Linked DNA regions of Mus musculus: region 2 is linked to region 1. The links are chromatin loops, found by intact Hi-C in ENCODE. Cell type or tissue: left cerebral cortex. All regions are shown on one strand. Each heading gives the region's core, and the rest is flanking DNA. Links, peaks and the distances in the headings are about the cores only.

The links. Peaks named below come from ENCODE experiments on the same cell type or tissue, not always from the same donor. Only the 100,000 strongest peaks of a DNase experiment are listed, where the experiment ranks them.
Region 2: a loop joins it to region 1, with 8 times the contacts of the local background. A loop is called at or near these places in 27 of 42 quality-filtered maps.

The regions. Positions count from the first base shown.
Region 1 is chr16:5,303,623-5,309,372 of GRCm38, forward strand. Gm52265 (a long non-coding RNA gene) reads right to left here and starts at 3,042. Exons shown (of 3, transcript XR_003951975.1): 1 at 2,831-3,042. Gm41414 (predicted gene, 41414) reads left to right here and starts at 3,216. Exons shown (of 3, transcript NR_169081.1): 1 at 3,216-3,522. In left cerebral cortex, for the core only: a CTCF peak has its summit at 3,159 (motif pointing right); a DNase peak (open chromatin) is centred at 3,166; H3K4me3 peaks cover 748 bases; H3K27ac peaks cover 172 bases.
Region 2 is chr16:5,464,223-5,469,972 of GRCm38, forward strand. No RefSeq gene overlaps it. Among named protein-coding and RNA genes, the nearest start is that of Gm41416, 17 kb to the right of the region's middle. In left cerebral cortex, for the core only: a CTCF peak has its summit at 3,619 (motif pointing left); a DNase peak (open chromatin) is centred at 3,575.

The sequences.
Region 1 (5,750 bases), core at 687-4,686:
GTCCCCTCCCTCCATCTCCCCTCTCCCTCAGGTCCACTCCTCTTCCATTTCCCTTTAGAAAAGGGCAGGCCTCCCAGGGACATCAATAAAACAAGGTATAACAAGTTACAATAGAACTAGGCGCACACCTTCATATCAAGGCTGGACAAGACAACACAATAGGAGAAAAGGGGTCTCTAAAAGCATACAAAAGAGTAAGAGACAGCCTTTGTCCCTGCTGTTAGGAGTCTCACAAGAGCATCAAGCTATACAACTGTAACATACATGCAGAAGACCTGGTTCAGACCCATACAGGCTTCCTGATTGTCACTTCAGTCTCTGTGAACCCCTATGAGCCCTGCTTAGTTGTTTAGGGCTATGTTCTCGTGGTGTCCTTGACCCCTCTTTGCTCTCTGAAATCCTTTCTCCCCCCCTTTCCTCTCGGGTCCCATGAGCTCGGCCTAATGTTTAGTTAAACCCAGTGTCTCTTGTCTCTGTGTTTGCTGGGCCTGTAGTGAGTTGAAGCCCTACCTGGGTAAGGGTAACTTGATGAATCCCTGGCTCCAACAAAAAAACAAGCAAACATCCCAAAACCAAACGGTAACAAACAAAACCATAAAACAAAAACAGCAGAGAATTAGATTCTCTAACTTCCTGGTTCAGGGCTGTTTCCAGAACAGAATCCAGGTTCCAGTTTAGTAAGGAAACAAAATACATACCATCACAATATGAAGGTGTGCTGCTGGCTCTGCCATAGCTCTGCCTTTTCTTTGGTTGTCTGTAAACATGGAAGAGAACTAGAATGATGGCTCACACATGAAAGTCTAGCACTTAAGAAGCCGAGGTAAGATAGCCTTGAGTTTGCGGTGGCTTGGATAGAGGATAGTTTGAGTTTGAGTTCGATCTGGATTGCAAGTTCCAGGACAGCCAGGGCTACACAGTGACACCCAGGAGATGGAGCTGAATTCAGAGAGCCTCAGATCGGATGGCATGGCGCATGTAAAGCTGTCAGTGGTGGATGGTGTCAGGGAGCAGTGTGTCAGGAAGCAGTGTGTCAGGGAGCAGTGTGTCAGGGAGCAGTGTGTCAGGGAGCAGTGTGTCAGGGAGCAGTGTGAACTCTTTTTAATTCTTTGCACAGGGACAGAACCTAACCCTTAGGAAACTCCATCAACTGCCAGCTACTGGTATTTCCAACTGTTAGCTGGGCTCTTACCAATCCTGAAAACCATCAAAACCATCAAGAGCTTTCCCCTCAGCCTATCTGAAAACCTGAGTGGTGGGAAAATTTTCTTAATGCAAGAAAGAAAATAGATGAGTCACATGAAATACTTCAAATACATAGCACGCTGACTAGGAGAGCCTATCCCTCCACTTCCCTCTTCTCCATCATTTCCAATAAACCAAACATTAAATATTGGGATATGTATACAAGTTGGTTCTTGTCTTTTGGGGGTCATGGACACCCTTATAAGTGTGGATGCAGGGAACTGGGGAGCTGGCTCATTCAGTAAAGTGCTTGTTCTATAAGCAAGAGGACCTGACTTCAATCCCCAGCATTCCATAAAAGTTGAATGCAGGGGTATATGTCTGTAATGCCTGAATTGGGGAGGCAGAGACAGAGGGATTCCTGGGGCTTGCTGGCCAGCCAGCCTAGGCAAACCAGTAACTGTCAGGTTCAGTGAGAGACCTTGTTTCAGACATTAAGATGGGGAAGAACTGAAGAAGATACTCAACACTGACCATATGTATCATGTGTACCCACATATGCATGTACATACACACGCATACACACACACACACACACACACACACACACACACACACACACAATCAAGTATAGAATCCCAGTTCCCTCTCAGAGAGTGGAGCTTTGCACATATAACTGAAACCATTGTGTATTTTGTCCCATTGCCCATGAGAACTCATGTTCATCTCTTTCACACTATGAACTACTGAGAACATTCTAGAAAAGATAGAACCTATACTCTTGAGATGGTGAGTCTGAAGGCCTAGAGGGTTTTTTTTTTTCCTTGTGATTAAGTATTTCCCTGAAGCAACTTTCTGGAGGAGAGCCTTATTTTGGCTCACAGTTTGAAGCTCCCACCCATTACAACAGAGAAGGCATGGCGGCAGGCAGCTCTGTGGCAGCAGGCAGCTCAGCACTGCTCGATCACATGTGTGCAGGTCAGGAGGCAGAGGGTTCAGGTTGGAATCCCAGAGAATTACTTCCTCTAGCTAGATCCCATTTCTACAAGGTTAATAGTCTCCCAAACAGCCCGCTTTCTGAAGACCAAGTCTTTGTGTGTGTGTGTGTGTGTGTGTGTGTGTGTGTGTGTGAGTATATGTACATTTTACATTTCAATGTAACAGTCCTGAGAAAGACTTGGCTGGAGTCTTCTATGGGAGCTTCTGAGCCCAAAACATTATCTTTCTCTGGGACCTCCTGGTATAATTATCTATCTGCTCCACAGCCCTGTATGAAGCTGTTTCCCAAATCTCTCACACATCAGGCTGCGTGGGTGTTGCACACATATTCATGCGCATGCGTGCACACAGGGACATAGACACACACAGACACACACACACAGACACAGACACAGACACACACAGACACACACACACACACACACACACACACACACGCACACGCACACGCACATGAATAAGTAAGCCAAATTATGACTAAAATATAAAGAGCCAGTAGTGGTCAAGAGGCAGAGCCACATCTCAGAGACTGAGGCCAGCCTGGTGTACATAGGGAGACCCTGTCTCAGGAAAAACAACAACACCCCAAACAAACAATAAGAACAACTAAATGAGGGAAAGACAGAAAACAGGAAAGGGAGTGTACCTGTTGACCTCCAGCTTCTTTGCTTCGCATCCCCCAGTGTAGGTGGATAGACCCAGCCTTTGCTCAGAACACGTTCTTCTTGAGAGTTCTCCATGTCGTTTTCTAGGCTGCTCCAAACCATTCCAAATACAGAGCCAAAGATAAGGGTGACTGCGCTGTCCATCCTCTCCCAAACTCTTTGGGAGTCTCTCCTCTACTTTCCTTCCTAGGGCATGGGGTGAGACCTGGCTGGAGACATGGCTTTGCCTCAATGGCTGTCCATTAGGTACTTGCTCTAGTGGGCGCCCAGGATTGACCCGTCACCCGCAGTGCCCATTACGGCCAGCAGAGGGCGGTGGCGAGCCAGCAGAGTTGTACAGAGCTGCCCGGCGCGGACCCGGAGTCCGAGCGCAGAAACCCCACTGCCACCGCGAGGCGGCTTGCAGCGGGAGGCGCCTGCTTCTTTCCTCATCCCCAAGATCAGGCATCGAGAGCCCCCACCTAGAGCCATGGCCAGCCCCCCAGGCAGCCCTGAAGATGCAGACAAGCTGAGAGGAGGCAGGGAGGGCCGGCAGAGGAGGGAGGACGACGCTCCGGAGCAGAAGAGGTTGAGGCTGGGGCTGCGAGCGGGAAGCGAGCCCCAGGACGGAGCCACGACACCGCGTCCAGCCCAGGACGAGCTCGACACCCACACAGGTGGCGAAGGCAGAAGTGTAAGTAAGCCCGGGCAGCTGGGACGTGGGTCAGGGCTGTGGTGGTCTAGGGATGCTTGACCATCGCCTGGGTGAAGTTGGTAACTGGGCAGCAACTCCTGCAGGCGCATTGTGCTTGCTTGGAGGGACCGACCGGGGATCTTGGATGCTTGGTGACAAGAACTGTGCTTATGTGCTGTTGATTTCCTAATAAGCTCACAAGGTGTGGCTGGTGGGGAGCAGTCCCAGTTGGACTCTGTGGCTTGCCTAAGGGGAGGCCCCCCCGAAAGGAGAAGGATGTGGGTTGCTTTAAGCAGCTCTAAGCTAGCACCCCCATTTTGGCCAGGGCTGTCAGGGTCCCTTTTTGGGACATCACTGTTTGTGTAAAACTGTCCCCTTGGGAGGGTCTCTGGGACAACAGGGCTCATCATGTCCTGCGGCGGAGTTCAGCCTGGGACCGCAGTTAGTGTGCTCTAGTCACCAGGCCCTCACCTTCCTGTCCCTTCCACATGGTCTGGGAAGTGTAGACCAGAGGCACATGGCTTCCACCCTAGTCCCCAAATTCTGCTCCTTAGCCTCACAGACAGGGACAGCCAGGCAAAGTTCTTGGAATCCGTTGGCACTTCTACCAGGCTCTGTCCCTGGCAGCCAAGGGTAAATGTTGCGTCTGTGTATGGTGCTTCTTGGGGCATGACTGGGATGGAGACCATTTGGGCCCCGGAGATTCAGCTCGTTCTCGGGACTCTCTCCCAGGTGTGATTCGGCAGGCCTTGTGCTGGGAGGCACTTGCTGTCCTTGCCGAGGCTGCCACCTTGGCTGTTTTGAATGATTAGTGGGGTTGAATCCTTTGCTTCCCCCATGCTTGCTGGGCTGGGCTTGTCTTATCAATCTGACGACTTGCTGATGAGTCTTGAGGGAGTGGTCCCTTCCTCCTGAGTCATTTGGGTGGCAGCTGGCCACCTTGAAGCTCAGTGGTCCTGCATAGGCTGGCTCTTGTATTAATACTCATGTCCCTATGGATGCTACTGCATTCTGAAGAGGGCTACAAACCCATTGGGGCCAGGTGAACAGCCTCTGAGATCCCAGTGGAAGATGATACTCGTGGACAGTTTCCTTAGCCACATGGTGGAAAGGCCTAGAAGGGACTGGGAGGAAGTGCCTGGTTCCAGGCAGAGTGGCAGTGCAGTGTCATGAAACTTTGGTGGCTTGGAACTTCCCTTTCCCCCCTTCATTTCCTGCTCAGAGACAGGACTCTGCTGAAGAATGGGATTCTAGCATCAGTGGAAGTGACCCAGGGCAGTTGAATGCCTAGCTGTCAAGGTTGAGTGCATATTCTGCCTGTCCTTAGCTGTGTGTCCTTGGGCAAATCAAATAACCTCTCTGAGCTGTAGCATCTTGATGGCAAGACGGATGTGTCAATAGACCCAGTTTCATGGTGGTCTTATTCCCAAGATTAAGTAAGACTTGTTTGGAAGAAACACTTTGAGTGGCTCTGGTATACTGTGTGCTCAATAATGTGATTTAGTGCCAGAATTAACCCTAAGGAACTAGCTCTTAGTGGGGCATCAGCATGTCCCCACTGAGTGCTTTCTGAAAAGAAAATTATTAAAAGAATTCTGTGTAATTGAGAGAAATTTGCTAAGACAGAAATCCCACTGAGCCTTTGGCAAGGAGTGTGGTGGTGGGTGGCAGGAACCCTATGGTATAGGTTTGAAGGGAAATGCAGGAACTAGACAGAAATTATTTCCTCCAGGCCTGGTCATAAGTTTCTTTTTTAGGGGTTCTGTGGCCCCCTGGGCAACTCTCCTGTCTTTAGTTTAAAGATTACCCAGGGCCTAGGGTGGCCTATAACGCCTGCCAAACTCCTTTTCCAAGTTTGCATCGTCGTCTGATCATCCAGGGACTGTTTGCAGGCTGGGGCAGGTGTGTGTGTGTGTGTGTGTGTGTGTGTGTGTGTGTGTGTGTGTGTGTGAAGGCATAGAGGATGGGAAGCAGAGAGTGAGGGGGTGCTGAAGAGACATGGCCCCTTCCTGGGGCAGCTGAGTCCCCGTCTCCACCCATGGCTCTGAGAGAATGGGTCAAGCAGAGAGCAGCACCCTTCCTGGGGTTTTGTCTTAGTGACTCTTTAGCTTGTTGAGAGTGTCACAACCCTCCTTGTTCTTTAGTGACAGGTCACTGTGGACTTTTCTCTGTATAAGCTGCTGGGCCATCAGGCTATGTCCAGACATCTTTTTTTTTTTGAAGGATAA
Region 2 (5,750 bases), core at 1,220-5,219, 160 kb after region 1:
ACAAATTGATCACAGCACATTCGATCTCTACAAATAAGCAATGGGCACTCTTCCTCATGTCTAGTTCTAGACCAGACATTACTAGTCAATCAAGGCACATTTGATCTCTGTTGGTTTGTAATGGCTGCTCTTTGTCACATCTGGCTTCAGACGCCCTTATAGGAGGTTTTACTTGAGTAATCCCATAGTTCCTTCTCCCTATCCCTATTTGTGCCATGGCATTATAGTTGGTTCAGCTTTCTAAGACTCCCTCTGGAGCTAATCAGGCCTGGTATCCTATTGTTCTAATTGAACTTTGAAGACTGGTAGCTTTGTCTGTGAGGCTCTGTGCTCTGAAGAGTGAAAGGCAGTGAAGTTGCCACTTCAGCATGTGCCCATTGTTCCTGTTCATCCCCACAGACTGAAGTTTGCCTCCAAATCTGCTCTTAAGGCAAATAAATTCCTGTGAGATGGAAGACTATTAGTTACTGACTGACATGGAACAAATCCCCCTAAACTCAATGGATTAAAACAATGAACACTAGGCACCTCACAGGAATTGTGTGGTGGGTTTGTGTGGCATCCTGCATCGGAATTTTTGATGGGCTGTCATGGGAATGCCACCAGGGCTGTGTGTAACTCCAGGCTTGATGGAAGGTCTGTAGCTATTATACTCCATGCTGAGTGGATATACTAGTTCTTTGCCACATAGATGGACTTGTCTCTAGGGTAGCACATTTCAGCAAATGGCTTCCCTTATAGTACAGTGAGTGCACATCTTAGGGTCAGAGCCGGGACCCTGGCTGCTCGAAGGAGCAAGGTTCAGCCACTCCTTGGTAGGCCAATTAAAGAGAAAGACAAAGAAAGAAGATTTATTCAAGGTGACCACGAGGAAGAAACACCAAAGATGTCACACACTTTGACACAAAGTTCAGGTTTAAATAAAGGGCAAGGTGTCCACATAGCTATGCAGGTCCATCCAAAGGGTCCTGCACACTGATATTGACTGGTTCTCAGGCCTGTCCTCATTGTTGGACTCTTGTCACTCCTGTAAGGTGGTCTGACAAGATGTCCAAACCATGTGAAATCCTTCCTGAGAGACATGTTTATCTCTGGCTGTCACCAGGGTCCCAGTCTTTTCCTTCGGAATTCTCCCAGAATGAAGGAAATTCCAATTTTCTAGGGACCGTTGTTTCAATAGCATGGTAGCCAAAGGGAGTAGGACAACCAACTAGATTCTTTGCAGAATGTCTTCACTCCTTTCAGGAGAGTTACGAGTGGGTACCCAAGAGGGAGGGGATGGGGTTTTGTGCATGAAAAACAGATGAGCAAAGAAGTATAAAAGATGACGATGCCTTTTCTCGGTGAGTGTTGAATACGGAGCCTGGTTTTCAATCTGTGGTTTGTGGAGTCTGAGGAGGAAACAAGGCAATCAATGGCTACGCCTTCCCACATTGTTTTCTAGAACAACACAAAAGTAACAGTGCCAATAGTAGAAAGGTTGGTGGGAGTGATGGTAGTGATTACCTTAGTGATACTTACGGTGGTTGTGATTATTATGGTGGTGATGGTGACAAGGTGGGTGTGATGAGGGTAATGATGATGAGTTATGGCAATGATGATGTTAGTGGTGATGGTGGTCATGACGATGGTGGTGGTGGTGGTGTGCTACATGTCATGGGGTCTTGGCAAGTATGTTTCCAGGCAAGTTCTCTTCTGGAATTAGCCACACTTTTCCATGTGACTATGCTCGGGCACATTGGTGTGCCCTAACTCATCCATAGTCAGTTGGTAGGCAGCAGAGCCAAGCATGGTACCTAGCTGCACATGGTACTGCAGCTTCATGGGCAGGACATGGAGGTGGCTGTGCATAAGTGCATTATGGGGTTGCCACGGTGAAAGCTGGCGTCATTCACCTTTATCCCCTGAACCCTCTCAATGACTGTGCCTGATTGCTCCCAAGTTTCTGCAGACCGTCATGTGCTCAAGATAGAGGAGAACAGAAAATAGACACAGTCATCCTAAGGTGCACAGCTTACTTCCACAGGCTGGGCCCTGGGATGAGTTAAATTCTGACTTAGACAGGTGGGCTATAAGAACATTTCTGGGTGGTGTGTGTGTGTGTGTGTGTGTGTGTGTGTGTACATGCCTGTGGTCTCAGTTCTTGGGAGGCTGAGGCAGGAAGATAATGAATTTGTGTCTAGTATGGGCTACATAGCAAAATCCAAACCACACTAGGCAGATTTGGACTCACATTCAACTTTAGCACTTTGTGGTCTTGGGCAAGAGGGGGTCTTGGTCTTTTCTCTCAGTGTCTTTGACAAGTGGTGACACCAGCACCTGCTGTTTTGGATGAGAGCACAGCATCTTTGCCACTGGCTGGCATTGCTGTTTGTCACTGATACATCCTGAAATCTGTACCTTCTGGCCAAGGATCTGAAACCTGCCTGGGTTCTCTTTCATGACAGAGAAATGTTCTCACTGTTCCAGCCACCCTGCTGTGGGGGATTTCCTTGTGGGGACAGAGACAAAGAGGCCCAGTTGCTTCCCAAGGTTACACAGCTGATTTGATGATGAGCTGGACACGGAGGTCAGTCTGGACTCTCCAACCTTATCTTGGTTTTTATACCAGGACCTGCAGGCCCTCTTGGCTCTAGAAGTGCTGACTGAGAGGATGTCTCACAGCTGGAGCAGCTGGAGGGAGGTCAGGCTCAGGGCAGGTCTACTGCATCCTGCTGAGGTTTTGTGCTGTTAGCCAGCTGGCCTTGAGCTGTGGGCACTGACCGGGGTGTCCAGTGTTGCAGGGTCAGGGATGTAAGGGACAGGGGATGTGGTTGCTCACCTTCTGTGGCCACATGGTGCTGCAACTAGGTGTGGCCTAATTCACTGTGGTGACAAGTTGCCTGTGAATGGGGCTAACTTGGCTCTATAGTAGTCATCCACTTATACCATGTGTGCTGTGCTTGTTTGTGTGTCAGTCCTCACTTCCACCTTATTTCAGACTGCATCTCGTCATTCTCTGCATACGCAAGGCTAGTTGGCCTCTCTTGGATCCCCTCCTGCCCCCTCCCCGGAATGCCTGGGTGTCACATGCACGCTCCCATGGCCAACTCTGCATGGGTTGCTGGGGATCCTTACACACTTGTGAGACAAGTGCTTTACCCAGTCCTGGGACAAGCCCATTTGACTTGTCCAAGTCATTAAGTCCTCACAAGACTCTGTGAGGTCATTGGGGCCACCTCCCATAGAACAGCAATCAGCAATGACGAGTTGCTCACCTCCGGTGTCCCAGTGCCAGAGCAATGATTTGGAAGCAGATTGCCCTGCCTGTTAACTACGTGTCCCCCCCCCCCCCCTTGTGTGTGCTGGGACTTCCAGAGGTGAGGAGGAAGAATGGAATGTTGCTACCAGGCTTTTTCTGAAAGAATTTCTCTAGGGTGCTGACAAAGGTGAGTCTTCAGCTTGTTACAGGGCCTACTCCAGGGCTGAAGCAAGAGTGGCCAGCTTAGCTCCCAGGGCCTCTCCTCTACCAGCTCTTAGCCTACAGGATTCTCCAGTTTTGAATTCTCTGGGAGGCCAGATCAGTCTAGTCCCTCAACCAGAGCCGAGTTCATGGGGCCATAGCGCCCCCTGCAGGCTGTGAGTAGAGGTACAGCTACACAAGACTTCATGACTAGTGTTTGTTTGTTTGTTTTTGTTTTGACTTGTTTTTCTTCTTTTAAATCCAAAACAAATATTTGTATAGGTAACGAACCCCAAGAGGACAGCCTAAAAGATTTCCATAGAACAGATGCACACTGGACACAAGAACTCTTGCCTAGCAGTGGGTCCCTTGTTCCCTGGGATCCATAGAAGTTTGGTTCTTGGACAGCCATAGGTACACAGACCCAAAGATGTGCCAGTCTCTTTTATAGAAAGTTTCAGAGTTCCAAATAATCCCCACATACCCACCATTTCCTACACCATCTCTAGATGCTGTATAACTCCTAGCACAGCAATGTGAATGCCTGCCTGCCTGCCTGTCTGTCTGTCTGTCTGTCTGTCTGTGATGGATTGTTTAGTGAATACTGATGATTCAACAATTTAAGTCTATATAAGTAAGCAAGTATATTTTCAGTGTGTGGCTGGTTTCATCAACAGATGTAGGATTGGAGGCTCTGAACCTGTGGATTTGGAGGTCAGTGGTGTTTTTCAAGAGCCATGGGCACTTTACCCTTGCCCGTCTTCCTATCCATGGAGTCACCAGTGATGTGTGCTTTCTACCTGACTTCTTCCATGAGAGATGGATATGTTCACCACATCGCAGGCACCCTCATAGCTGTGCCAACCTGGTCTGTAATAAACCTGAAGGTGCCCATAGGAGCACGGGCCCTGCTAGTGTGTGTCAAGAAAAGTTTTATTGGAACGTGGCCACACCCTTATTTCCACGCTCGTGTGTCTGCTTTCACATCCTGTGAGCAGAGCTGATCAGGCGTGGCAGGCACAACAGAGCTTTGTACAGTAAGAGCTTGTCCATGAATGCCTAGCTTAGGCAATCCTTGTACCTCAGGGCTGCAATTCTGGGTTTCACTCCTGCCTTGGTTTTTTCTTCCTTCAGACAACCTCCCAGCATCTTGGAGACTTTTTGTTGTTGTGACAAAGCTGGGGAATGACAACTGAAAAGGAAGGGATTTCTTGTGACTCTTGGTCACAAAGGTTGCAGCCAGTGATCACCTGACTCCATAGAGTCTGAGAGAGCCAGAGGAAGGGTGGGACTGGAGAACAAAGGGGTTGAAGAGGTCAGCTCAGGAACTTTGGAAAATTTCACTGAACCCCTCTCCTCCTGGAAGAAAAAGTTCATAGAACACATAGGTACCCCTCTCTTCTGGGAGAGGCATTACATTCCTCAGACCACAGTGGGGAGCAACCTGCAGATGCACCCAGAGCACGTAGACACATTCCTCAGGGCAGATGGACTGTCCCTCCCTCCCCTTCCGGACAAGGAAAGCCCTTGCTACCTTATTCCCTAAGACCAATCAGTTTAAAAGTCACACTGTTCTGCTAATCATATTGTGCCTAGTGGCTGTTGTTCTATTCTACCCCTGAAAGCTGTATAAAAACTGGCCAAATGGGCTGCCTGAGGTCGCCACTTCTCCTTCTGGTGTAGGATGACCCCAACACATTGGAACAATAAATTCTTCTTGCTTTTGCATCAATCCCTGGCTCTGAATTGTCCACTCGGGGGTTCCCAGTAAGCTAAGGCTTGTCAGAGTCTTACAGAGTGTCCTCCAACTGGACAGGAGGCAGAAGGAAACAGAATGGGACCACAGGAGAACTCTCAAAGGTCCAGTCCCTCAAGGCTCCACAGCCTCTCCAAATAGCACCAGCACCCTGAGACCAAGTGCTCCAATGTGAGCATAGGGTCCACTCCAGACTCACCTCACGGGCCCTTTTCCTCCCCCTGTGGAATTCCTGTTCTGGAGAACATGTCTACCTAAGACCTGGTGGAGCTTGAGCACACACACACACACAGTGGGGGGAGAGAGAGGGAGAGAAGGGGGGAGTAGAGGGAAAGGGGAAGGGAGGAGATGGAAGGGGGATGAAGGGGAGGGAGAGGGGGAGGAGTAGAAGGGAAGGAGGAGGGAGAGAGAAAGAGAGAAGGGGAGAGAGGAGAGAGAGAAGGGGGAGAGAGAGGGAGAGAGAGAGGGGAGAGAAAGAGAGAGAGAGGGAGAGGCAGAGAGAGGGAGGGGAGAGCGAGTGCTGCCTCAGTTACCTCAGTTGCCCCTCTCCCT